2 separate regions of the Homo sapiens genome follow, and region 1 is linked to region 2. A link is an interaction called in ENCODE POLR2A ChIA-PET data of the cell type or tissue named here. Cell type or tissue: OCI-LY7. All regions are shown on one strand. Each heading gives the region's core, and the rest is flanking DNA. Links, peaks and the distances in the headings are about the cores only.

Region 1 (16,222 bases), core at 2,584-10,583, 120 kb after region 2:
ATGGCAGCCACAATTTGAGTGCCTACCATGTATCCCGTCTTATTCTAAGCATGCTTATGTTATCTCTAGCCTTCAGCAGCCCCATAAAGAGAAAGCTGGTGCTTGTCTTAGAGATGAATACACTACTGCTTAGAGAAGTTCTAGAGTTGGCAAGTGATCGTGCTGATGTTTAAAACCATGGTCCTTTCCATGAGAGCAGTAGAAATACAGTACTAGAGACCCACTGATGACTGCAGGTGTTACGACCTTTAAGAGCTCTATACTTATTCTATTGGCAAATGTAACCAGCACAAACTCGTGATCTTATCGACAGCAATAGTTAAGACAAAAGTAAAACCAATTAAATTTGCGTTTATATTAGAAAAACAATCACAGGAGTGGTCTGTGAACTGCACTGCAGAACACACTGCCTGCTACTGTATGTACAGCCCTCCCCACTTCTGATGTTTCCCTTCACCAGCTTTCAAAGGCACTTCAAGTCAAAATTATAATACTCCTCCTCCAGGGTCCCCAAAATGTACTAGGCTCTTCATTTGTATTGTTTAATCTTTTATATATCCATAAAAGAACTCCTGTCAAATGGCTACAATGTTTCCTGGTTAAAAGGTAAGATGAACATTTAAAGATGCCATATTCTTCTAATGGCAGTAAAAGTAAATAGCCAATAGAAAATGGAACTCACAGGTAATTCATCTTTCTGGTTCCAAACTCCAGTACACTGCCTCTGTTCAATCACGGCTTTGATGTTAATTAAAGCTGGCAGCGCCACACAACCTGCTGAGAAACTGGGAGAGCAGAAGAGGAAACGTCAGTGCCAGGCCAGGGGTCAGGCCGCTTGGTCCAAGGAGACATCAATTTCTCCAGACTCTATGTGCTGCAGACCCTGGCCACTGGACAGGGTGAGAGCTTTCTGTTCTGCTAAAAGTAAATCCAGCCATTTCCACTAGAAGAGAAATAACTTGTTTTCCCTCCCCTTCTTCCCCAGGCCCACTGGTATATTTCCTGAAGTTACTGAAAACCAATCCCAGTTAAAAAACAAAACAAAAAATAAAACTCTAAATTTTCTAAATAAACCTCACCAATATGGGGGTAAATGCAGTTAAAGAACGCAAACGTTAAAAAAAAAAAACTCATCTGCTAGGGTAATTTAACTTTAGCTTACTTCCTCAGAAAATAGAAAAATAAAGTTTTAAAACATGCATTTTAAAAAAGAAAGCAGCTTTGGAGAACCAATTAATTCAAATGAAGAGCAGGAATTAAGAACTACTACACTCTTCCAAATACAGTAGTTTTAGCATCTGAGTTTGAAGGAAAAAGAGATGTTCTTGCACAAAATTCTTCACTCAGCAATATACAAGACATAACTTCCTTTCCTATTCCCTTCCTTACAGACCATATACCACCAGACTTATTTTTCTTACAAAATGTGCTCCAAGGTATACGCTAATTAGAACAATGATACTCAAAATGTGGTCTGCAGATGGTGCTGATTTACACACCATTTTCAATCCACAGGAAAGAAGTACAGAATTGAGAATAAGGTTTTTAGAGAATTTAATAACAGCAGATGGTGGTGGCTCACTCCTGTAATTGCAGCACTTTGGGAGGCCAAGGTGGGAGGATTACCTAAGTTTGAGAGTTTGAGACCAGCCTGGGAAACACAGTGAGACCCCCGTCTCTACAAAAGATATAAAAATTAGCCATTAGCCAGGTATGGTAGCATGTGCCTAGAGTCCCAGCTACTGAGCAGGCTGAGGTGGGAGGATGCCAGGAGGTTGAGGCTGCAGTGAGCCACGATCGTGCCACTGCACTCCAACCTGGGCAACAGAATGAGACCCTGTTTCAAAAAGTAAAATATAAAGAATTTCATAATAATCTTACATTAGTGCCAAAAAAGGTTTTATATTGCACAAAACAACTGGATTTAATGGGCTCAGCTTATCAGTCAAATGACATGCTTGCTCCTGAAACATTTTTTTTGCATAGTTCCTCTTATCCCCAGATCACCCCTGTCCAGGGTGGAAGCACTCATTTCTCAGATCTGGAAGTGTTGGCAGCCAACTCTCAGCTGTGTCCGTCTCTTCAGGACTGTCCTCAGTTGAAGAGAGTCATCTGACCAGAGTCACATCCAGCAATTGCTCCATGTGAGGGTACAAAACCCCAGCCCTATAGGCCCAATTTGGGACAACTCCACGGGCCCACAGCAGCTCCAGAGCTCCTCACGGATGGGAGACACCTTGTTGCCACTCTAATACAGTCCAACTTTCCTCTCTGCCCAATCCTGCTGTTTTCATTCTCCCACAGGTGCTGATGTCAGTAAACTTTCTGCATGTACATTCCCACTTTAGAGTCTTCCTCAGAGAACTTGATGGCATCAGCGCCTCACATTATAGCTAATTGCATCTGTCCACTCCTACGCTAGGATGGAGCACCCTGTGGAATGCACCTTATTCATCTTCATATCCAACACAGTGCCCACAGTGCCTGGCACATAGCAGGTATGCAAAACATTTGTGGAATTAAATGAATAGAAGAGCTAAAAAAGAGTTATTTTCTTACAACAGTTTCTTAAAATGTTTTGGTTTCAGGACCCCTTTATATGCTTAAGTATTAAGGATCTCAAAGAGCTTTTCTTTTTGTGGATTATATCTTTAATACATTAGAAATTAAAATGAGAAACATAAAAGGTGCCGATTAGTTCATGTAAAAATAAAATACCATGCCATTATTGCAAACATTCTTATAAAAAAATAACTACAGTTTCCAAAACAAAAATATATGTGTGAGAAGAGTGGCACTGTTCCAAACTCTCACAACTCTCCTGAATGCCTACCTTAACAGAAAGACAGCTGGATTCTTATAGTTTACTCTGCATTAAATCTATTGTGATACGTTCTTCTGGTTGAGGTAAATGAAAAAAAACCTTGTTTCACACATATGTGTAGTACTACTTTGATCACTTTGGATCATTGTGGATACTCCTCCTTAATACCACACGAAAACTGACTTTTCATAGTTTTGGCCAAAACAGGTAGTAGTTTTCTAAAGGTTCGCTGCAGAGCAGAATCTGAAACTTTACCATTAAACTTTTTGTACCCTGCTACATTAAAATCCATTTGTCTGTCTTGTACTTTGAATGACTCTTTTACTCATGCATGCTTTTGTAAAATCATACTTAATTAAGACCTTTCAAATGTGACAGGCTTGCTTCGTTCACTTAAAAAAATGGCTGGGTGATGTGGCACACAACTGTACTCCCAGCTACTCAGGAGCCTGAGGCAGGAGAATCACTTGAGCCCAGGAGTTTGAGTCCAACCTGAACAACATAGCAAGAATGTCTTAAAAATTTAAGAAAAAAGACAAAAAAAAAAAAAAAAAAAAAGACTGCCAAAAACCTGAGTGTGCGTAACTATGTTAATGATTCTTCCAAGTAAAAACTATTCCAAGGCTGGTGCGGTGGCTCACGCCTATAAACCCAGCACCTTGGGAGGCCAAGGCAGTGGATCGCCTGAGGTCAGGAATTCGAGACCAGCATGGCCAACATGATGAAACCTTGTCTCTACTAAAAATACAAAAATTAGCTGGGCGTGGTGGCAGGCGCCTGTAATCCCAGCTACTCCAGAGGCTGAGGCAGGAGAATCGCTTGAACCCAAGAGGTGGAGGCTGCAGTGAGCTGAGATTGCGCCACTACACTCCAGCCAGGGGACAGAGGGAGACTCCATCTCAAAAAAGCAAGAAAAAAACAAGTAACAAACAAAACAAGTATTCCATGAAAAAAAGTGACCAGCTAGCTCATAACTCAAAACAACATACTTTTTCTCAAGACAATTACCATACTTTGACATGAAACTGAAGTGCTTTATGTGGATTTCCTATTTTGTCATACAAATTATTAAGATGATGTGTACTGAAAGGTCAAGATTTAATAAAACTAATAATTTTAATGTTTCACCAAGAACATCCTTTTTTAAAAAAGTTTTCTGTAGAAATGGAGTCTAGCTGTGTTACCCGGGTGGGTCTTGAATTCCTGGCCTCAAGAGATTCCCCCCACCTCAGCCTCCCAAAGTGCTGGAATTACAGATGTGAGCCACCACACCAGGCCAAGAATATTCTTTTTTTCTTTTCTTTTTTTTTTTTTTTTTTTTTGAGACAGTCTCGCATTGTTGCACGGGCTGGAGTGCAATGGTGCAATCTTGGCTCACAGCAACCTCCGCCTCCTGGGTTCAAGCGATTCTTCTGCCTCGGCTTCCCGACTAGCTGGGATTAAAGGTACCCGCCACCACGTCCAGCTAATTTTTTGTGTTTTTAGTAGAGGCGGGTTTCACTATGTTGGCCAGGCTGGTCTCAAACTCCTGATCTCGTGATCCACCCTCCTAGGCCTCCTAAAATGCTGAGATTACAGACGTGGTTAAGTAAAACTAGCATTTCTTAAACTGCAAGTGTGTGGTGGTGAGGAATCCAGCTATTCGTGGAGTTTGTACCACCGCCCCAACTTGTGCTAAGGCTCTAGCAGTTTAGTCCACCACTGTTTCTGGACCATCTGTACTAATGTCAATACAGTGGAAAAGGCTCTCAGGATCCTGTGAGGTTCATACACCACACTTTCAAAACTGCTTCTCTAAAACAGCATCACTGCCAATTGTGATATCTTTTGAAATACCAATTGCACTCTTCTTTGGAAAGACAAAAGTTATTTTGGCTTTAAACATCAAGAACCAAACAAGTTAAGGGAAGGTGATAATGCAGTGCATACTTCAATAACAGACAGGGCTAATTTCCATACCTGACACTGAGAGGGGACTCCACGGAGAGCCCCAGGAGGGCACAAGCATCCCGTGTAAAGATGTCACAGATATCAGCCCACTGGTTTGCATCAAGTAGGTGAACATATGGTGAGTTCTCAATCCCTTGTCTCAGGTACACAAGGCTTCCCATCAAAACCTGAATGTCTAAAAAAAGCACCAGCAAGAAAGCATTAGTTTGCTTGCAGTAATAAGCTGCGAAAAGCAAGAATACCCCCACCCATACTGATACAGCCTAAAATAATGTATTAACAGGTCTTTTAAAATTCTGGTCCTTAAGCTTGGTTTCTTCCTTCATCCTAAATTAAACAGCATGGAGAGAAAAGGGAAGAAAAGGAAAGCAGTGAAAATACTGAACTTATAATTTAAATTCTTCTCTACAGCATAGTATAATTACCATTACCTAGAGAAGTAACAATTATGTCATCACATTATCTCTGACTGCAGAGTTAATGTTTCCTACACAGTTTCGTGGGGTTGACAGTTGCCACCTTGGCTCTCTGACACTTTGCTGTGGCAAGAGCAGCAGCATACAGCCAGGTGGGGGTGGAAAAGAGCAAGTGCACACCTTGCTCTTTCTCACATCTCCTCTAAGTTTAATATGGAATTCCAAAATCTGCAACATCTCTGACTTCTAAGAGGCTTTAATATTTTTGTTTTTGTCTAGAGCCAGTCAGAACTTTTCCTGTAAGTGATTATCAACTACAACTGTTTACTGGCAAACAGGTATTAGCTCTAGTTAAGAACTGTTAAGTTACAGTGGTGGCTATAGCCCTGTTTCAAACATTAATAACATCTGACTCTAGACTCACCTTTTTGATGATTTAGGGCAAATGGCTGAAAATTTTTAGCATATTGTAATGCCTCTCGCTGATTTGTGGTTCCACCCATTAACAAGCTAATAAAATACAGTCTGTGTAGCTTAAATTCCAAGGAGCTGTTTTGAGCTATAAGCATTTCCCGGTTTGACACTGCCCACCTAAAGAAAAGGCAAAAAAGACTTTAAGAATCAAAAGCATAAGCAAGGTGTCTTAAAAACTATTTGAAACCCAGTAAAACAAAAAAGGGGCTTGGTCTGCCATCTTGTGGAAGTCTATGGTAACATCAATCCCTAGGGCCCAGACCTTTGTCAGGAAAGTAACCACCAATAACTACACTTGCAGAGGCCCTTCAGCCAGTGAAAGAAAAAGCATTAAGATAGACAATCACTAGAATGACTCTCATGTGTCACATGATGCATCTGAACTTGCATAGGACCACACTTTGAAGCGGTGTCAGCCACGAGATTCACAATTAAATTGCCTAGATCCACTGCTCTTTTCCTACAAAACTGGCCTAATATATACAAGCATGAATCAAAGATCCTGAAAGGGAACTATACTTTTAAACTTTCAATAGTTGCAAGATTTTGTTCACTTTGTGATTAAAAACAGTAAATACCATTATTTCCCCTCAAGGTGCTTTCAATCTGATCAGGAAGATAAAGCTAGACAAGTATCATACAGTAAATCTTACTGTGCAAAATGATTTGTACAAACATAGTTCTAATAAGGGAAAAAACAAGATTCAATTTTAAATGAGCCAAAATACAGCCCCTCGGGCTTCTATAGAACAGTTGGAATAATCAATCTTGAACTGGAACTACCAAGTCAGGTGAGGGCAAAGGCAGGAAAGTATATAGCCAGCTGTTAAAATCAAATTTTGCAATAAGGCAATAAGGAAACAGTACTTTATTTCTCTAAATATATTAATATATAGAAGCTGTTAGCATTATATTATTTAATTTGACCATCAGTTAGACAAATACTCCCCACCTAACCTAATTCACCAAAGACCACTAGAATCTGAACTGGGTAAGAATACAAAATCTCAGTAACTCCATAAACCACAAGAGTAAAATCTTTCAAATTATTTATAATGAATTTGCTGATTGAGATTGGACTTCACAGAGCTGCACTTTTACTGGGTCCTAACCTTCCCAGAAAGGGCTGCACAAGCATGTAAACATTCTAATTAACTTGCTGATGTATTCACACCTTACAGTCAAATCATGAGGCTTCTTTGACTTCAAAGTCAAAGTGATTTTTAAAAATATTAATCATCTGGATCTTGGAAATATTTACCTAAATTTGTAAGCCTTGGTTCCTTGCCTGGCACTAAAATGATGCAGTCAAGTGGTAACACCAAGTCAGGTAAACCTGCTGACAATAATGTACTTTTTTTTTTTTTGGAGACGGGGTCTCACTCTGCCACCCAGGCTTCTGTGCAGTAGTGTAATCGTGGCTCACTGCAGCCTCAGCCTCTCGGGCTCAAGTGATCCTCCTACCTCAGTCTCTGAAGTAGCTAGGACCACAGGTGTATGCTGCCATTCCTGGCTAATTTTTTTAAAAATTGTTTTTGTAAACACTATGTTGCCCAAGCTGATTTTGAACTCCTGGGCTCAAGTGATCCTCCCGCCTCAGCTTCCCAAAGTGCTGCGGTTACAGGTGTGAGCTTCCGTGCCTGGCCAACCAGCAAAATACTTCTGGCAGTGGTCTTTCGTGAATGCCCCACATCAATCAACAGTACCAACAGCACTGTGCTTTTTGCAGTCTCTAGTCTGCCAGGCACCTTACAGATTTCCAGTTCCAAGTAGTGCATTTAAATTAGATCACTTTCAAAAGTTTATACACCCCTTCAATCATATAAGCATGAGTATGTTTTCCTACTAGCAAGTAAGGAAAGGCAGTAAGATTTTTCTTTTTTCTCTTTCTGATACGAGATGTATGTGTAAGGGCTTGTAAAGTCAAAGACTGGAGCTAATAGAGTAACTACAAATTTTAATTTTAAAAAAGTCAATAGAAAAAAACGAAAAATTCATAAATAGACAATTCACAAAAAAACTCATTTTCATAGGAATATGTTCATGATATAGTGTTAAATGGGAGGAAAGTGTGATTTTCTATTTTTTATTTTTATTTTTGAGAAAGGGTTTCACTTTCGTTGCCCAGGCTGCAGTGCAGTGGTGCAGTCTCAGCTCACCACTGCAACCTCCGCCTCCCAGGCTCAAGCGATTCTCCCGCCTCAGCTTCCCAAGTAGCTGGCACCATAGGTGCACGCCACCGCACCCAGCTGTTTTGTATTTTTTTGAAGAGACAAGGTTTCACCATGTTGCCCAGGCTGGTCTCGAACTTCTGGGCTCAAGCCATCCTCCCGCCTTGGCCTCCCAAAGTGCTGGGATTACAGGTGTGAGCAATTGTGCTCAGCTTGAAAGTGTGATATATATATATGATATATATGATATATATGATATATATGATATATATGATATATATGATATATATATGATATATATATATATAAAAAAATATTTTTTTTTTTTGAGACAGAGTTTCACTCTGTTGCCCAGGCTGGAGTGCAGTGGCAAGATCTCAGCTCACTGCAACCTTCGCCTCCCAGGTTCAAGCCATTCTCCTGCCTCGGCCTCCCAAGTAGGTGGGACTACAAGCATGCACCACTGCATCCAGCTCATTTTTGCATTTTTAGTAGAGATAGGGTCTCACCATGTTGGCCAGGCTGGTCTTGAACTCCTGGCCTCAGGTGATCCACCCACCTTGGCCTCCCAAAGTGCTGGGATTACAGGCGTGAGCCACCATGCCCAGCCAAAAGAGTGATACATTTTTTAAAGTAATTTTTAGACACCAGAATGTTTAGCAGTAATGACTCTGGGATTTCAAGCATTATTTATCAACTGCTATACCATGGGCCATGACTAATCGGAACAAGGCACCAACTCTTAGATCAGCACCAGGGGTCTGAAACCACCAGGAAGACACACCAATCAATACCATATTACAGTGATTTCTGTAACAGTCTATGCTGTCCTATATTTTCCAGGTTTTCTGTAATGAACATGTATTAATTTTATACTTTAAAAGGCAGTAACTTTTTAAGCTAATGTAAAAGTAAAATTTCTTAACTTCCTTTTTTTAAATGAACAGGCCTATAGAGTAATTATAAATTACTTTTCCTGAAAGTTATGAATTATCAATTTAAGCTTTATAAGCTATAAACACCTGTACGCCACTTAACCTGGAGAGGCATTTATTTAGACAAATATAATTTTTAATGTACTAAATTTATGTTTGCACAGTTTCAAATTTTGCTATAAACAAGGCTATGAAATAAGAAAAAAACTAGCATTGCTTAATTCCTCCCCACTCCTTGCCAAGAAATATTTAGAAAAGTAAGTAGATACCTTTACAAAAAGGAACTGGGAGGAGGAGAGGACAACACAAAACCCAAATTCATAGAATACAAGTTTTCAAATTTCTTAAAAGTCGTATTTCTTTGCATCCTATTCTGAAACAATACTGTCCTCATTTAACTTCTTAATACTATATTAAGACTAAATTGTACAAGGCAAGGGACTTCCAAGCTTCTCCCTCCCTGGCAAAATGTCATTTTCTAAACCAAGGATGAGATACCCCACTTTTAACTCTCCCAAACATTGAAGCACATGTAAGCAATTAAGGTGAAATCCTCACCTGACATGATAGGACCTCTCTCTTATACCTCCAGGATTGTACCCAGAAACCCACATTTGTATTTTCTTGACCTCAATTCCCTGGCCACAGTTAACTGGCCAAATAAGCATAGGTTTTATTCAAAGTCACTCTCCGCAGCTGCCTCCTAATAAGAAAGTCAATCTATTTTTAACTCTATTCACTATTCTTCACTATTCTATGCCTCTTGCTAAGCTCTGGTATCAAGAGTTGCCTTCTGTGATGATCATTGTTAACATCCGCCTTAATGAATCCTTGACATCTGAGTACAAATTTCACAGCAGCATCCTTACTCACAATAGCAGCTTCCTCAGATAGCTTTAGTCAATTCACAACTTCTGAACATGATAAAAGCATCTTTTACTGGCTGTGAAGTTCTTCAATATCCTTGTAATTACCATCTTCTTTCAATAAGGCAACTATTATCAATTTGGCCCGAATAGTAGCCAAACTGATTCACACACACACACACACACACACACACACACACACACACTTCTCTCTCTCAATCCAAAGTAGAAGTAAATGTTCCATCTAAACCACAAGCATCTTTCTATTCTAGTGCAATATAAGTGAAAAGATGGTGAAGTGACTTTACCCTCGTCTTTATAGTGACAGGACTTTTCCAATATGCTTTGTACCATTAGCTTCCTGTAGGCTTAGGTCTTGCCCTAGCTTCATCTTGCTGTTGTCCTTTTTCAAATCTTTCTAATCACATTCAATTTCACTTCTAGAGGTTTTTCTTGTTGCCAAGTCCGTCTTCCAATTATCCATTTTTGTAAAATGTCACGTGGGTTTATCCCTGGGAGTTAAAGAGGTGACACAACCCACACAGCTGTTGCCTGAGAGTAACTGACAGTAGATGTGCAGTGATCAAGAGCGAAGTGACAAAACTGGTCATGACCATGATGCTCCTGTTATGTCCAGATGTGTAGACTGAAGAGCTGGCAGAGAAGTCTGTATTTTATACAATTGCTCACAGTTAATACATCATGGTGACTGAAATCTGAACTGTGTTGTTGGCAGCCAGGTGTTATTTAACTAAACTGTGGTAAAAACGAATTTATGTATGTTAGAAACCTGCAAAGACTGCCCATAGGTTCAATAAAGAATACAAGGGCTGGGTGCAGTGGCTTAGGCCTGTAATCCCAGCACTTTGGGAGGCCGAGGTGGGTGGACCACCTGATGCTGGGAGTTTGAGGCCAGCCTGATGAACATGGAGAAACCCCATCTCTACTGAAAATACAAAATTAGTCGGGTGTGGTGGCGCATGCCTGTAATCCCAGCTACTCAGGAGGCTGAGGCAGGAGAATCGCTTGAACTCGGGAGGCAGAGGTTGTGGTGAGCCAAGATTGCGCCATTGCACTCCAGCCTGGGCAACAAGAGTGAAACTCCGTCTCAAAAAAAAAAGAATACAAACAGGAGAGAAAGGACACAGAGATCTCAGTGGTAAGAGGTTACTTTATAAAGACAAAGAAGTTCCAGACTGATATAATGAGGAAAGACATAAAGTTTGAGAACCTGAGCAAGTCAGGGTGTCTGTGGCCCATTCTCATAAATCTTAAAGAATTACAAAGAAAACGAAATTCGTTTTCTATTTCTCACTAAAATGATTCCTGCCCCTGCCCCTCCCCCTTCCTTCCTCCCCACGTTTTTGTTTTTGAGACAGAGTCTCATTCTGTTGCCCAGGCTGGAGTACAGTGGCGTGATCTCGGCTCACTGCAACCTCTGCCTCCCGGGTTCAAGTGATTCTTGTGCCTCAGCCTCCCGAGTAGCTGGGGTTACAGGTGCTCACCACCGCGCCTGGCAAATTTTGTATTTTTAGTAGAGATGGTGGGGGGCGGGGGGGCAAGCAAACTAAAAATGCAGTGAAATTATTAACTCTATAATTTTTTTAAAAAAATTCTGATCCCAAATTTCCAGCGTGGACCACGAGAACACTGTCACCTTTGGAATTACTCCATTTAGAGAAACACTGAACCCCAAAAATGACAGTAAGATCAACAGTGTTACACTGATCTCTGCCACTACATTCTTCTGATGAAGAGCCTTTTGGGGCCTTTCCACCAACAAACCCCAAAACAATATTACTTATGAGAAGACTAAGTTAGAAGCAATCCACATCTATACAATTACCCAGCAGAAACATTAGCATTAATTATCTTAATTGTCAGGCCTGTGAAAAGACTTGGCACACAGTTACCTCCATATTTAGAATTTCTACATCATTCCAAAAATAAATACAAGATTTCACCTTCATAGTTAGCGGTTCTCCCTCAGGAACCTAACAGACAGCATTAGTGGGCTTATCTCTCTAATCTTACAATTTTGCCAGCCTGGGTGGGTGTCTATTTCTAGTAATACTAGGGAAAAAAAGCCTCTTGCCAATCCCACAGCACATTCCACTGTAACCTTTCACAGCATTTAAAGGCTTACAAAAACCTCTTTTTCTAATTTCCTTTAAGGCTATACTCTTGGGGGTAAAAGCTGAAGTTCAGGGGAATGAATGACATTGATTTTTACTCCACAGGTGTGGACCTGGTGAAATGTCCTTAGTAACATGAATCAAATGCTTAAAAAAATTCAGAGAATGGCAAACCTGACAAAAAGTTCAGTCAAAAAAGTGAGGAACTCTGTAACTTTGCTTTAGAGACTGAAAAGAACACTCAGTGTTTCATTTCTTAGATATTTTCAAATGGTAATTTTTCAGCTATGGGCTGAGTCCACTGCTGGAACTACTACCATTAAACTCATCTCAGAGTTGGTGTGAGTCTCTGTCCTTTTCACATGCTATTTAAGAAACCACACAAACTATGGTATTGCATATCTGACTCTATTTAAGACACACACACACACCCTTTTACATGAGGTTCTCAGTAATGCAGAGATTAGTAAGAGCTACACATAGGAGTGGTCACCATATTGGACAACATATCTAGCAGGCATGCTCAAAATAATGTGCAACGGATATTCAATGCTGCATCACTTATAAAGCAAAATATCGGAAACTACAAACGTCCATCCATAGGAACTGGCTAAATAAAATTAAGGTATAATCCCTAAAAGAGAACACTAAGCAGCCACCAAAAAAAAAAAATAGTTCTATATGCTCTGATATAGGCAAATACTTCAAAATTTTTCAAGTAAAAAGCAGAACACTGTGTATAGTATGCAACCACTTGTGCATAAAAATGTACGTATACATAATACAGTTAATGGTGGCTGCCTGTTTGGAGAGTAACTGTGATTAGAAGGCAAAGGTGGGGAGATTTACTTTTCACTGTATTTTTATCTTGTTGTGCCTTTTGATTTTGTACTCTTATTTATTACCTATTGGGATACTTAATGCTGACTCAAAACTCGACCAAGGCAAGCCAAGGACAATTTTGAGAAAAGGAGTCAGTGAATGAAGTCTGAACTGCCCAACGGCTCTGCAACACAACCTCCATGGTGGACATAATGGCATCAGGACATTTTAGCCTGAGAACTTTGAACATTTTCTAGAACAATCTCCTCTTGTTCCAACTCCAGGCTTTGCAAGCTCATGTGCCTTCCACATGGACCTGCCTACCACAAGCTTGTTTCACAGCCCCTAATAATCCAAACTATGTACGCAGCTTAGCAATTCAGGTTTTTATCGTTTTTAAAGGCCTGTTCTTAGTGAAAACAAAACAAAATAAGGACACCAAAAACAAGTTTCCAAGTCTGCAAAGCTGAAAGTCAGATACTAGACTGTGGCAAATCCAGCAAGGTAGTATTACTCTTTGAGACACGTTTAGGAAGGCAACCAAGTAGCTTCCCCTAAAGATAGTGCTTTCTTTCAATATGTATGTTAATAATGGCATAGCTACAAGGACAGTTCCTATTTTTTCTAATATTTCCCCCACCTCGTTGTATTAAGTTACTATTCTCTCGTTAACACTATTTTTGGCTTTCTATCTGCCACCATGGAAGAGGATGACAAGTTTGCTCTAAATTCTCCTGCAGATTACTGTTATTCATTGAGGGCCTACTATGAGGTAAGCACTACTCTAGGCGCCAAGAGAAATTCAAAAAGCAAATAAAACAATCTGGGTGAGCATAAAAGAAATCTGGATGAGGGGGAAAATCTGTACAAACTCAGAGGTACAAGGGCACGGAACACAGGAGCAGGCAAGGTCCTGATTAGATCTATGTAATCAGGTGTTGTTCTGCCACTTCTCTCCACAATATCACCATTCCCCTAGGCCCTCAATGGCCTTTAGCCACCTCCACTTTTTTTTTTTTTTTTTTTTTTTTTTTTTTTTTGAGACTGAGTTTCACTCTTGTTGCCCAGGCTGGAGTGCAGTGGCGCGATCTTGGCTCACCGCAACCTCCGCCTCCCGGGTTCAAGCGATTCTCCTGCCTCAGCCTTCCTGAGTAGCTGGGATTACAGGCATGCGCCACCATACCTGGCTAATTTTGTATTTTTAATAGAGATGGGGTTTCTCCACGTTGGTCAGGCTCGTCTTGAACTCCTGACCTCAGATGATTCGCCCGCCTTGGCCTCCCAAAGTGCTGGGATTACAGGCATGAGCCACCGTGCCCGGCCTAGCCACCTCAAATTTTTGGCTGGCCTCTGCCTTCTCACCGCATAGGCAGTCTGGAGGAATTGCTGCATCCTCTCCTTCCTCTTTTCCCTTGTGAGCTCCATGATATCCTTCCCAGCAGGAACAAATGGGATGCTGCATAACTGGCAGATATCTCCCGCCTTGTACCTTAACTAGAATTCCCCAAATTGGAGTCCCATATCATTCAACTTTTGCTGTAAGTTGAGTAAAGGGAATTTTCTGTACCTAGCTCATGAAAGATGCTTAGTCAGTATCTGCTCTGCACCCACAATAGGCAAGAATTGGAAAAATCTGAATTGTTGTAATGACGATTTCTATTAAATCTTATGTTTTGTATAACTCCAATTTTATGGGTTTTAAATGTGTTATCTGGAGGGAAAACAAGATTGGTCAAATACACAGAGAAAACACTGGGTTATACCAAGTTAAATGAGTTTCTTTACTGTAGGATTACTGATGGTACGTTTTTACTTCTATTTATTTTCTTATTTTTTGAGACAGGATTCGGCTCTGGAGTGGTGGTGTGGTCTTGGTTCACTGCAGACTCCGCCTCCTGGGCTCAAGTGATCCTCCCATTTCAGCCTCCTGAGTAGTTCAGACTACAGGCGTACACCACCATACCCAGCTAATTTTTCTATTTTTTTGTAGAGATAGGGTTTTGCTATGTTGCCCAGGCTGGTCTCGAACTCCTGGGCTCAAGCGATCTGCCCACCTCAGCTTCCCAAAGTGCTGGGCTTACAGGTGTGAGCCACTGCACCTGGCTTGATGATACACTTAATAAGTTAAAATGAACCTCAAATGAGAATACTGGGGGACTATTATGTAAAGCATTTCTCATATAATCTTTTGACTTTTTTTCACAGAGGATCTTCTAGGCCCTAATTGCTTCTCTGTAAGATGACTTACCTCATAGGTTAATATGAGGGTTGAATAGGTTAAGACACGTAAAATGCTTAGAACGATGCTAGGCATACAATAACCACTCAAGCAGAGTTAACTATGATTACCACTACATTCCCTCATGCTGATATTAAACACTACTCCCAGAAACATGAAATGAGAAAATTTTTACTTATGGAACAAGTCCTCTCTCTGCCTGAGAGGAATTGTTTTAAGGCAACAAATAATAGACAAAATTTACAGAAATAATCAATATACATAACATGCTTATCAATAAGAAACATATCTTATATACGCACAAAGTTTAAAAGGCTCTTAGGAGAAAAGTCTGGAGTACTCTGAAGGCTAAGGTAGCAAATACTATGTGCCAGTGACTACAGATATAGTCATAGTACGTACATGACTAGCACATATGAACAAAGTTTAATGAAAAAACCTAAGAAACGCATAGATAAGTGAATATTACCTTGAATAACAACCCAAATATTATTTGCTAATCACTATAAAACAACTGGGAAACCCATTACATGTTCATATATGTATGTAGGCTTTCTCGGGCACATTGGCCCATGCCTATAATCCCAGTACTTCGGGCAGCTGACGCTCCAGGAGGATCACTTGAGGCCAGAAGTTTGAGACCAGCCTGAGCGACATAGAGAAATCCTGTCTCTATAAAATATTTAAAAATTAGCCAGGTGTGGTGGTGTGCACCTGTAGTCTTAGCTACTCAGGAGGCCGGGGCAGGAGGATTACTTAAGCCCAGGAGTTTGAGAGTGTGCAGTGAGCTATGATCATCCCACTGCACTCTAGCCTGGGCCACAGAGCAAGACTCTGTCTCTTTGGGAAAAAAAAAAAAAAAAGTAGTTGTTGCCATATTTTGTTTAAGAGGTGTTAGAGGTATTTGGTTGAATTTATCTCCCAGATGTGTCACAATCTGAAATTTGCTTAAACAAATTCTACAAAGGTAATATGCATCTTACACAGAGATACAGTTCTTAAGTGAGATCTATTATAATTTATACAAGAATTTTATATAAATTTATACAGGAATTTCTGTCTAGTCATCTGGGCTGGTTTTAGAACTACACAAAATTTTCTCAGAACTGAGAAATGGCCAAGTACAGAGGCTCAAGTCTGTAATTCCAGCACTTTGGGAAGCCGAGGTGGGAGAATCACTTGAGCTCAGGAGTTCGAAACCAGCCTGGGTAACATAGTGAGATCCTGTCTCTACAAAAAAAAATTTTTTTTAATTAGCTGGGCATAACGGCACAGTCCTGTAGTCCCAACTACTCAGGAGGCTAAGGCGGGAGGTTGGGGGGTTGGGGCTGGAGTGAGCCATGATTATGCCACTGCACTCTAGCCTGGGTGACAGTGAGACCCTGTCTCA
Region 2 (12,816 bases), core at 4,363-12,362:
GTACAAGAGGTTACCTGTGAGGGAAAAAGAATGCAAGGTACACAGGACTTGTTTACTATTTTGTAACTTCCTGTGATCTATCGTATTTCAAAATATGAAGGTAAATAAATGGGCAAAAGATCTGAATAGATATTTTACCTAAGAAGATAAATGAATGGCTAATAACTTCATGAGATGATCAACATCAGAATGCATTAGAGAAAAGCAAATTAAAGCCATTTCACAACCACTGGAAAATAGCTACAATCAAAGAGTGTGATGATATCCAATCCTGTCAAGGATAAAGAGACATTAACCTTCATATTTTGCTGGTGGGAATATAAAATGATACAGGCTATTTGGAAAACAGTTTGGTGATTTCTTAAAAAGTTAAATATGAATTTACCATTCAACCCAATGACCCAATCCTAGGCATTTACTCAAGAAAAATAAAATCACATATGTCCACATTTTTGCTCAAGACCTTTGTTCAAATGTTCATACTGTCCTAATTCTCAGCAGTCAAGAGGTGGAAATAAACCAAAAGTCCATCAGCTGATGAACAGATAAACAAAACATGGTGGTAGATCTATACAATGGACTATTACATAGCAATAGGTATGAAATAATGATACATGTTACAAAACGGTGGATCCTAAAAACATCACGCTAAGTGAAAGCTAAACACAAAAAGCTACACTGTGTGTACATACATTATATATATATAAATGTCCAGAAAAACTCATCTATAAAGGCAGAAGCCTAGCATGGTTGCCTGAGGCTGGAAATGGGAACAAGACTGACTACAAACAAGCACAAGGAAATCTTTTTATGGTGATATAAATCTTGTAAAATTGGGTCATGGTGATGGTTGTATAACACTGTAATTTACTAAAAATCATTTAATTGTACAGTTAAAACATGTTAATTTTATGACATGTAAATTATTTCTAAATAAAACTACTTAAGCCAAAAAAAAGGAAAGAAAAGAAAAAGAAAAAGCAATGCTGAGTTATTTATACAGAAACAATGGGAAATACATACACCTACCATAACTGGAGCTGGGACTCCACTGAAAAGCACAGGAAATTTGCCCACATAGGTCAGATGTAATAAACACTTTTGAGGCTTGTGAATTTTTCTCTCTATAATAGATACATCAATAAAGTAACTGTCAGCACTGGTCCAAGAATCTACCACAGTAACTATTAAAAGTCTTTGAGGCCGGGCGCGGTGGCTCACACCTGTAATCCCAACACTTTGGGAGGCCGAGGCGGGCAGATCACGAGGTCAGGAGATCCAGACTATCCTGGCTAACACGGTGAAATCCCGTCTCTACTAAAAATACAAAATAAATTAGCCAGGCATGATGGCGGGCGCCTGTGGTCACAGCTACTCTGGAGGCTGAGGCAGGAGAATGGCATGAACCCAGGAGGCGGGGCTTGCAGTAAGCCAAGATCGCGCCAGTGCACTCCAGCCTGGGCGACAGAGCCAGACTCCGTCTCAAAAAGAGAGAGAAAAAAAAAAAAAGTCTTTGAAAATATTCTGCAAGAAATCTAAAAACTACTTAGGTCAAGCAATAATCTCAAAGACACAAACATTTCTAAGAATTAAACTTCATGATCTCTAAGATCCTTTCAGTTCTTTGATTATGAGCTCATTACACAGCTTTGCTGGGGAAAGCTACAATAAATTTAACAATTACTGATGAACTTTTAAATTACATACTATCTAAGCTCCCTACTTGTAATGCAAACTAAGCCACCTACTTGTAAAGTAATGCATGCAAACTTGAATTCCTATCCCGCAAAGGGCCAGATCTTTCATAATGCTGTTTCTCCTATCTACCCCCTCTCCTTCTCAGATTAGACCTCATTCACATCTCTTTTTGAAATTGTATCTCTAATTCCCAAACCCTTCCTTCTAAAGTGTACAGAAGGCCGGGTGTGGTGGCTCACGCCTGTAATCCCAGCACTTTGGGAGGCCGAGGCGGGCAGATCACCTGAGGTCAGGAGTTCAAGACCAGCCTGACCAACATGGAGAAACCCCGTCTCTACTAAAAATACAAAATTAGCCAGTAATCCTGTAATCCCAGCTACTCGGGAGGCTGAGGCAGAAGAATCAATTGAACCTGGGAGGCAGAGGTTGTGGTGAGCCGAGATCGGGCCATTGCACTCCAGCCCGGGCAACAAGAGCGAAACTCTATCTCAAAAAATAAATAAATAAATAAATAAATAAATAAATAAAGTGCTACAGAAGACCCATAAATCTAAAAAATAAGAGTCTATAATATATTCAACTTACAAATAAGTTATTTAAAGAAAAATGATCTATAATTGTAGGATACTTTTATTTGATATATGAGAAACAAGCCAGAGAGACTACTTCAACATTGTATCCACATCTTTACTTTCTTCAGACTACCTATCCCCCATTTCATTCTCTCTAAGATTATGCATTTGCCTTCCATTTCAGATAAAATGAGGCTCTAAGGCTTGAGCTCAACCTCCTGCCTTACGTATCTGATCAACCTTCACTTCTTTATCCCAACGCTAATCTCACCACTTGTGCACCTTTCTGGTTACTTGTTCCATCAATCGTTTCCTCTCTTCTGTATTTTCAATACTTTCCCTTGAGTATAGTCCGTATAGCCTACTATTTCACATTAAAAGTCTTAAAATATAAAATAGACTCAACATTAGAGTATATAAAAGACCTTCTCAATTTGACTGGATATAAAACTTGTATTGTGGTTAGGTAAGAAAATATTGGGGGCCAGGCACAGTGGCTCACACCTGTAATCCCATTACTTTGGGAGGCAGAGGCAAGCAGGTTGCTTGAGCCCAGGAGTTTGAGACCAGCCTGGGCATCACGGCAAAATCCTTTCTCTACAAAAATTAGTCAGGCGTGGCGGTGTGTGCCTATAGTCCCAGCTACCTGGGAGGCTGAGGTTGGGGAATCACCTGAGCCCAGAAGGCCAAGGCTGCAGTGAGCTGTGATTGAGTCACTCACTGTACTCTAACCTGGGTGACAGAGTGAGACCCTGTCTCAAAAAAAAAAAGAAAAAGAAAATACTGGGGCAAGATGTCATGAAAACTAATTTTATTATAGTTCAGCAAAAACAAAACTCTCCTTGACCAAGACTCCCTCTAATTTTGTATCTTCATTCCTATTCAAAGGCAAACTCCTTAAAGAGTCTGTATGCCTATGTTCATTTCCTCAGTCCCCATTTACTTTTTCTACCCCACTTTCCCCCGCCACCCTCCCAGCTTAAAATGCTCTGGCCAAGGTCACCAAGGAACCCACTGCCACCCAGGTACCTCCTCTCTGGGTTCAACTCTCAGGGCCACACTTCACCAGTACCTGGCAATACTGGCATCTCTGTATTCTTGAAATGTTCTTTTTTGTATTCTGTATTTCCTGCTGCTTCTCCCATCTGACTTCTTTTGCTTTGTCTCTCTGCGCCAGCTTTGTCTCTTTCCATTCCCCAAATCTTAAGTTTCCAGGACTTCAGTTCCTAGCCCTCTTCTAATTCTACACCACTGGATTTTAACTATTTGGAGGCCACAAATCCCTTTGAGAATCTAAGGACTGTTAAAACCCTCTCCTTGGGAAAAGGCCTATATACTACATGTACACACAATTATTGAATACAATAATTCTTCAATTCTAATCTAATTCTCTTACCTCAATCACCACTTATAAGCTGACAATTCCACATTTATTGTTCTGCTGTTTCCCAAACTTCCGACACACTTATGAAGTGCCTTCTTACCGCTGTCATCAAACAGACCAGAGGCCTAAAGGGCAATCAGTAATCTCTCAAGCCTCCTTTTTTTTTTTTTTTTTTTTTTTTCAGACAGTCTCACTCTGTCACCCAAGCTGGAGTACAGTGGTGTGCTCTTGGCTCACTGCAACCTCCAACTCCCAGGTTCAAATGACTCTCTCACCTCAGCCTCCAGAGTAGCTGGGACTACAGATGCACGCCATCATGCCTGGCTAATTTTTGTATTTGTAGTAGACATGGGGTTTCACCATGTTGGGCAGGTTGGTCTTGAACTCCTGAGCTCAAGTGATCCATCTGCCTCAGCCTCCCAAAGTGAGTGATTACAGGTGTGAGCCACTGCACCTAGGAAGCCTCCTCTTCATTAGCCTTTTCCCTCCCCTCTGCAAAAACCAGAGTGGGAGTATTTATAATTCCCTAAATACACCACGCACTCACCAGAACTTTTGTTCTGATCCCAGCTGCCGTCTGTGGTCTTTCTAAACTTACCTGCCTAGCAAATACCTGTTCATTTTTCAAAGCCCTACCAGCAAAAGTAGTCCCTCCTGTGTCACCATCCTTCAGCTATCTGCCTCTTTTGAGGACAGGGACAGTGACTTATTAGACTGTTAACTAGCACACACATTGGCATATAAATTAACACGTGAATTATTAAAGAGAATATAAAAGAAGAAAGGTCACCCAGAACAGAGATCTAAGCTATGTTTCCCAAAAAGTAAAGCTGGCACTCAACTAACATGAACATAAAACTTAGGAAACGTGCTAAAAAACCCACATTTCCTCACGGATAGAAATTAACTGTTTCTCCCCAGAACAAAAAACACCTGAAAAATGAGAGATTATTACTATAAAGGAAGAAATATCAGATGACAAAATAATATTTTTATGATGACTTTTTTTTTTGAGATAGTCTCACTCTGTCACCCAGGCTGGAGTGCAGTGGCACGATCTCAGCTCACTGCAAGCTCAGCCTCCTGGGTTCAAGCAATTCTGCCTCAGCCACCTGAGTAGCTGGGATTACAAGTATGCACCACCACACCCAGTTAATTTTTGTATTTTTAGTAGAGACAGGGTTTCACAATGTTGGCCAGGCTGGTCTCGAACTCCTAGGCTCAAGTGATCTACCAGCTTCAGCCTCCCAAAGTGCTGGGATTACAGGCATGAACCACCACGTCCAGCCTATGATCACTTTAATCTCATTAATATCCTCTACTGAAACTGAGGTGGCCTTAATACATATCTCTATATATTTTTACATATATTAATAACTGATCACATTAAAAGGAAACTTTAAACAAAATGCCATATATTTCCCAAGACTTTCAGCAACATTTTTCTTTGAATATAATAATATATATAACAAACCTTATATTAGTAATCGTTTCTGTCCACAAATGGTCAATACACAGTTCAGGAACAATTGGCTCCGTTTCTGGTGCAAGAAAGAAGCCATTAGACTTACTATTTGGAGAATGAGAAATACTATGTCTCTTTGGAGACTGATTATGGCTTGAAATGTTGAACCTTTGCACCCCTGAAAAAGAGTGCACTCCTAAGGCAGGAGAATGAGCACGACTGCAAAAGAAACAGAGGAGAGAGTACATCACAGTTAGCAGGGCAGGCTTATATGACACACACTCCAATGACACTTCCCAAAATTCCACAGACAGAAGAGCATTCATGGCATAATCCAGGTCAGAAATTAAAATTTTTCAAAAAGGAGTAGCTATTTAAATGGTTCATGTCAATGTGCTTTACTATATTCTAAAGATTTAGAATTATTATTAGAAGAACTCATCTTTTACAACTAAAACTTAGATCATCTTCTTTTTCGGAAAATGAATGATTATTCAAAAAGCTCTAAACTATGTCCCTGTATAGTCAGACATATATATATCAACAAAACAATGTCCCTGTAGCACCAGATATACATATCTGGTGATTTAAATAAATATCTATATAGAGAAATAGATACATTTAGATATCAAATAACAAGAAAAAAAAGAAAAACTAACATAAATTAAGGCAAAAATAAAATAGTGCCACAATATTTTGGGAATTAATATTCATCAAACTGTTGCCCACATAGTGGTAGAAATGAGGCAACTAACCTTAGGACAAGCATAGGCAGCTTCAAAATATGACTCAGGAAAGAATGTGACATGGTAAACTTAGAAATCTTAGTAAAACTGGCTCAGGGCTGAGCACGGTGGCTCACGCCTGTAATCCCCACACTTTGGGAGGCCGAGGTGGGCGGATCACAAGGTCAGGAGATCGAGACCATCCTGGCTAACACGGTGAAACCCCATCTCTACTAAAAATACAAAAAAAAAAAAACTTAGCCAGGCGTGGTGGCAGGCGCCTGTAGTCCCAGCTGGAGGCTGAGGCAGGAGAATGGCATGAACCCGGGAGGCGGAGTTTGCAGTGAGCCAAGATTGCGCCACTGCACTCCAGCCTGGGTGACACAGCAAGACTCCGTCTCAAAAAAAAAAAAAAAAAAAAAAAAGGTCTCAATTGGGATAATGGCTATTTCCCCTAAAAAAAACTCCCCTAAATATATTTCCCCTAAAAACAGCTGTCAACAGCAATTCTAAATCCTTCAAAACAAAACAGAAAGCTTAGAAAGAAAAACCAGGAAACCCTTCTACCTTAGAGCTGCCATGTTGGAAATAGAAGGTGAGCGAGAATGTAGACTGGGTGATGAGGTTGAGCGACTCTGGCTGTGAATGGAGGAGTAATTCCGGAAAGGTGAAATCACAGGGGAATCTCCTTTGGAGAGGCTTCTGAGATGTGCTGTGAGGGAGCTGCTAGTGGCCACATTCCGTGGGGTTCCCCCATGTTCAGAGAACTTTAAAACAACATTCTCTTCCTTAAGTCAAAATAAAGAGAAAGAGGAAAAAAAAACAATAATTAGAATAAAATAGCAATTTCCTTGTAAGAATGCAAGTTGAAGTCAGTTACTAAAGACACAGTATTTCTTCTTTCCTAAGAAGCTCAATCTATTTCTCAAATGAGGCCAGGTGCCGTGGCTTACATCTATAATCCCAGCACTTTGGGAGGGTGAGGCGAGAGGATAGCTTGAGCCAAGGAATTCAAGACCAGCCTGGGCAACATAGCAAGATCCCATCTCTACAAAAAATTAAAAATTAGCTGGGAGTGGTGGTACACACTTGTAGTCCTAGCTACTCGGAAGGCTGAGGCAGGAGGATCACTTGAGCTCAGGAGTTCAAGGCTGCAGTGAACTGTAATTGTGCCATTATGCTTCAGCCTGGGTGACAGAGTGAGGCCCTGTCTCTAGAGATGATGATGATGATGATGATGATGATGATGATGATAATAATAATAAAACAACTATTCACAAGTGATTTTTCCAAAAAAAAAATGTGAGGGTATGAAGTATTAACTACTCTTTCATATATATATATACACACACACACATATATATACACATATATATACATATATACATACACATATATACATATATACATACATATATATATACACATATACATACATATATATACGCACACATATATATACATACATATATATATATACACACACACACATACATTTTTTTTTTTTTGAGATGGAGTCTCATTCTGTCACCCAGGCTGGAGTGCAGTGGCACGATCTTGGCTCACTGCAACCTACACCTTCCAGGTTCAAGTGATTCTCCTGCCTCAGCCTCCCGAGTAGATAGGATTACAGAAGCCACCACACCTGGCTAATTTTTTATATTTTTGGTATAGATGGGGTTTCACCACGTTGGCCAGGCTGGTCTTGAACGTCCTGACCTCAAGTGATCCGCCTGCCTTGGCCTCCCAAAGTGCTAGGATTACAGGTGTGAGCCAGTGCACCCAGCCTACCCTTTCCTGTTAAGGAGAAGTGACTTGCCTTTCTCCTTACCTCTGATTTGACTCTCCGGAGAGTCCACACAGAATGCACATTTTGAACAGCATCATAAGTCATTACAATAGAGGGGTCAGTATTGAGGAAAACAATTTTCATTGCATGATCTACAACATATTGCACCCGTAATGAACCAAAAAGACCTTAAAAATAAAATAGAAAAATCAGGTATAGAACAACGGGCTTTACAAGACTGATATTTATGAACGGAGCTCTTAAAATTGTTAAAGATAAAGAACAACCAAGCCAAAGAGAGCACGAAATCTATTACTATCTTAAATAATTAACTCTGAATTTTTAATAAATTTACTTTAGGCATCAACTTCCTTAAAATACATTAAAGATGAGAGCATTACAAGTTTTAGCTTCACATACATGCTGTTGCTAAATGTTAAGATTTGTGCTGACTCTCACCATTACACGAATCAGCCACAGGTAAAAGGTCGATGATTTCTTCAACTGACTTATTTATAAATTGCACTCAACTATTCTGCCAAGTTTGACTTCCTTATTGGTTCTGTTCTTCTGTATGAAAGCTGTACTCTATAATTACTATTCAGACAGTGCCGAACAGTACACTGTTGTTTCTGCTTTACTAGTTACACATGCAAAATAAGGTTTTTCCCAGTGAGTTCAGCTTTTAATCTAAAGTACCATGGACTGGTCTCCATATCCTTATTTGACAGGAAATGTTTCCCATTCAGTTAAAATATTGAAAAATTTTAAAATATGATTTTATAATCATAAGAAATACTTTATAAATAAAAATCATGCCACCATCTCAAAATATCTACTATTAATACATTAGAGAATTTTTGTTTTTTTCATACATATATACACACTTTATACATTTTTACAAAATTATAATCATACTGTGTTAAAGTTTTGTATCCTACTTGACATTACAAATAAGCAACTTCTAGTTCACTAAATATTATTCAAAAATATGATCAATAATGGCTGCACTCCTCCCTCCAGTCCGTGCCTCCAAGAAGACAAAGAAAAGAAGGAACAACAATCGTGCCAAAAAGGGGCGCAGCCACATGCAGCCTATTCGTTGCACAAACTGTGCCTGACGCGTGCCCAAGGACAAGGCCATTAAGAAATTCATCATTCGAGGCTGGGCACGGTGGCTAACGCCTGTAATCCCAGCACTTCGGGAGGCTGAGGCAGGCGGATCACGAGGTCAGGAGATCGAGACCATCCTGACTAACACAGTGAAACCCCGTCTCTACTAAAATAAAAAAATTAGCGGGTCGTGGTGGCGGGCCCCTGTAGTCCCAGCTACTCGGGAGGCTGAGGGAGGAGAATGGTGTGAACCTGGGAGGTGGAGCTTGCAGTGAGCCCAGATCCCGCCACTGCACTCCAGCCTGGGCAACAGAGTGAGACTCTGTCTCAAAAAAAAAAAAAAAGAAATTAATTCATCATTCGAAATGTGGTGGAGGCTGCAGCAGTCAGGGACATTTCTGAAGCGAGTGTCTTCAATGCCTATGTGCTTCCCAAGCTGTATGGGAAGCTAAATTACTGTGTGAGATGTGCAATTCACAGAAAAGTCATCAGGAATCCACCTTGTAAAGCCCACAAGGACCAAACACACCCACCCCGATTTAGACCTTCGAGGAGTGCTGCCCCACAACCCCCACCAAAGCCCATGTAAGGAGCTGAGTCCTTAAACACTGAAGACAAGGCGAGGCGTGGTGGCTCATGTCTGTAATCCTAGCACTTTGGGAGGCCGAGGTGGGTGGATTGCCTGAGCTCAGGAGTTCGAGATCAGCCTGGGCAACAGGGTGAAACCCCATCTCTACTAAAATACAAAAAGTTAGCTGGGCATGATGGCACACCCCTGATCCCAGCTACTAGGGAGGCTGAGACAGGAGAATCGCTTGAACCTGGGAGGCGGAGGCTGCAGTGAGCTGTGATCGTGCCATTGCACTGCAGCCTGGTAACAAAGCGAGACTCCGTCTCAAAAAAAACAAAATGAAAATAAAAAGATTGAAGACAGACTATTCTCCAGAGAAAAAATAAAATGGAAATTGTACTTAAAAAAAAAAAAAAAAAAGGCTGCATGCCATTTAATCCCAGGCCCTAGTATGTTTATTCGGGTTGTCTGCAATTAGTAACAACATAAAATTTGAACTTTTTCTGTAAAAGATCAAAGACTAAATAGTGCAGTTTGCTGTCCACATACTGACTCTATCACATAATCTTTGTTATTTCCTACAACCCTTTAAAAGGTAAAAACCATTCTTATGTTGGGTGCGGTGGCTCATGATGTAATCCCAGCACTTTGGGAGGCCGAGGTGGGTGGATCACCTGAGGTCAGGAGTTCAAGACCAGCCTGACCAACATGGTGAAACTATGTCTCTACTAAAAATACAAAATTAGCTGAGTGTGGTGGCACACGCCTGTAATCCCAGCTACTTGGGAGGCTGAAGCAAGACAATCGCTTGAACCCAGGAGGCAGAGGTTGCAGTGAGCCAAGATCGCACCATTGTATTCTGGCCTGGGCACAAGAGCAAAACTCTGTCTTAAAAAACAAAAAAAAAACAAAACAAACAAACAAACAAAAAAAAACCATTCTTAGCTCACAAGTTTTACAAAAACATGCTGCAGGCCAGATTTAGCCCATGGCCTGCAGTCTGCCAAGACATAATATAGAAGATAAAAAGCAGCTGGGCACGGTGGCTCACCCCTGTAATCCCAGAACTTTGGGAGGCCGAGGTGGGTGGATCACCTGAAGTCAGGAGTTCAATACCAGCCTGGCTAACATGATGAAACCCCGTCTGCACCAAAAATATAAAAAATTAGCCAGGCACGGTGGCGTGTGCCTGAAATCCCAGCTACTCGGGAGGCTGAGGCAGGATAATCACTTGAACTCGGGAGGCAGAGGTTACAGTGAGCTGAGATCGCGCCACTGCACACCAGCCTGGGCCACAGAGCAAGACCCCTCTCAAAAAAAAAAACCCAAAACAACAACAAAAAATAAACTTTACTTCATCCAAGTATCATTCATTTACTTATTAACTATTAAAGAACAAAGCATCTACAGGTAGGTTAATAAATATATCGGTATTCCTCACTGATTTATATACCTTATTTTTACTAAAATAACTGTTGAGCAGTTAATACCATGATATTCAAGAAATTCAAAATAGAAGTTATTTTTGTGAAATGTTTACATTACATTATTTTTATAAGTCAGTTTTCATATAAGCGCCTTTATAATCTCCCTCACCAAAGTCAAAAAAAAAACAAAAACAAAAGAGCTTATCTAAAAGAATATAGAAGCACACTTACTTCCAGATTTACAAACAAGTGGAGTTATTTCATCTAGTGGGTGCAGCATGCTGAACATAGTGGGTAAAGATTCTCTAGCAATAAACAAATAATCAATTAATTACCAATACGAGTATGTCTGTGCACAAATTTTGCACTTCTATTGAAAAGAAATCTCCAGATTACACGAGCAACTAGAAACCTACTATCTCAAAATGCAATCTTCTGAACTTTGTACATACTATTTTTCACATTGTCTTCTATTTCATTCCTAGAAATCTCTCCCCTGAGAGTAATTCTATCAATGCACCAACAGAGGAAAATCAATATAGTCCAGAGAATTTCTGCAAACAGCAGTCATCACAGTACAGAACAAATGGAGTAATGTGTATAAAGCAGTCTTTTTTTATTGACCTCTCTTACTGGCAGTGTGTCCCATACCTGCTGACAAAGGAATGCATTTTTTAAAAAAGGAAGAAACAAACTACTTCAAGTAAATTAAGTCTGCTTTTTTTTTTTTTTTTTTTTGAGATGGAGTCTCACTCTGTTGCCCAGGCTAGAGTGCAGGGGCATGATCTCGGCTCACTGCAACCTCCACCTCCCAGGTTCAAGCGATTCTCCTGTCTCAACCTCCCGAGTAGTTGGGATTACAGGCACACACCACCACGCCCAGCTAGTTTTTTTGTATTTTTAGTAGAGACGGGCTTTCACCATGTTGGCCAGGCTGCTCTCGAACTCCTGACCTCAGGTGATCCACTTGCCTCGGCCTCCCAAAGTGCTGGGATTACAGGCGTGGGCCACCGTACCTGGCCAAATCTTTTTTGAAGCCATTTATTTGCATATTCAATTTTACCACTTAGATTGGGAAAAAAGGCTAATTAAGTGCCAAGTGCGTAGAGCTCATGAGTATACTTACAGGCTGAGTATCCCTTATCTGAAATACTTGGGACCATAAGTGTTTTGGATTATTTACCTTACACTAACAGTTGAGCAGCCCTAATTCTTTTGGGGGTACAAGTGGCTTTTGGTGACACAGAATTATGTAGTGGTGAATTCTGAGATTTTAGTGCACCTGTCACCTGAGTAGTGTATGTTGTACGCAACATGTAGTTTGTTTATCCCACACCTTCTTCCCACCCTCCTCCTTCTGAGTCTCCAAAGTCCATCATAACACTCTGTATATAGCCTCTGCATACTCCTTGCTTAGCTCTCACTTGGAAGTGAGAACATGCAGTATTTGGTTTTCCATTCCTGGGTTACTTCACTTAGAATTATGGCCTCCAGTTTCATCCAGCCTGATGCAAAAGACATTATTTCATTTCCTCGTTATGGCTGATTAGTATTCCATGGTGTATATATACATTTTCTTTATTCACTCATTGGTCAATGGGCACTTAGGCTGCTTCCTTGTCTTTGCAATTGTGAATTGTGCTGCAATAAACATACATGTGCATGTATCTTTTTCATATAATGACTTTTTTTCCTTTGGGTAGATACCCAGTAATGGGACTGCTAGATTGAATGGTAGACGTACTTTTAGTTCTTTAACGAATCTCCATACTGTTTTCCATAGATGTCATACTAATTATGTTCCCACCAGCAGTGTATAAGCATTCCCCTTCCACCACATCCATGCCAACATCTATTGTTTTTCTGACTCTTTAATAATGGCCATTCCTTAAAGAGTAAGGTGAGATCTCACTGTGGTTTTCATTTGTGTTTCTCTGATGATTAGTGATATTGAGCAGTTTCATGTTTGTTGGCCATTTGTATATCTTCTTTTGAGAACTGTCTACTCATGTCCTTTACCCACTTTTTGAGCTTCTGTCTTGCTGATCTGAGTTCCTTATATATTCTGGATA

The links. ChIA-PET counts read pairs that join two places held together with the same protein. Peaks named below come from ENCODE experiments on the same cell type or tissue, not always from the same donor. Only the 100,000 strongest peaks of a DNase experiment are listed, where the experiment ranks them.
Region 1: POLR2A ChIA-PET joins it to region 2 with 5 read pairs; 1 of 35 experiments calls an interaction of 5 or more read pairs at or near these places.

Annotation. Positions count from the first base shown.
Region 1 is chr2:86,754,586-86,770,807 of GRCh38, reverse strand. It overlaps RMND5A (required for meiotic nuclear division 5 homolog A), which reads right to left. Exons shown (of 9, transcript NM_022780.4): 5 at 5,615-5,781; 6 at 4,784-4,949; 7 at 683-785. Among named protein-coding and RNA genes, the nearest start is that of CD8A, 28 kb to the left of the region's middle. In OCI-LY7, for the core only: CTCF peaks have their summits at 5,677 and 5,884 (motif pointing left); a DNase peak (open chromatin) is centred at 5,897.
Region 2 is chr2:86,881,589-86,894,404 of GRCh38, reverse strand. It overlaps the pseudogene ANAPC1P1. Among named protein-coding and RNA genes, the nearest start is that of CD8B, 26 kb to the right of the region's middle. In OCI-LY7, for the core only: no CTCF peak of the experiment used is centred there; no DNase peak of the experiment used is centred there; H3K27ac peaks cover 488 bases.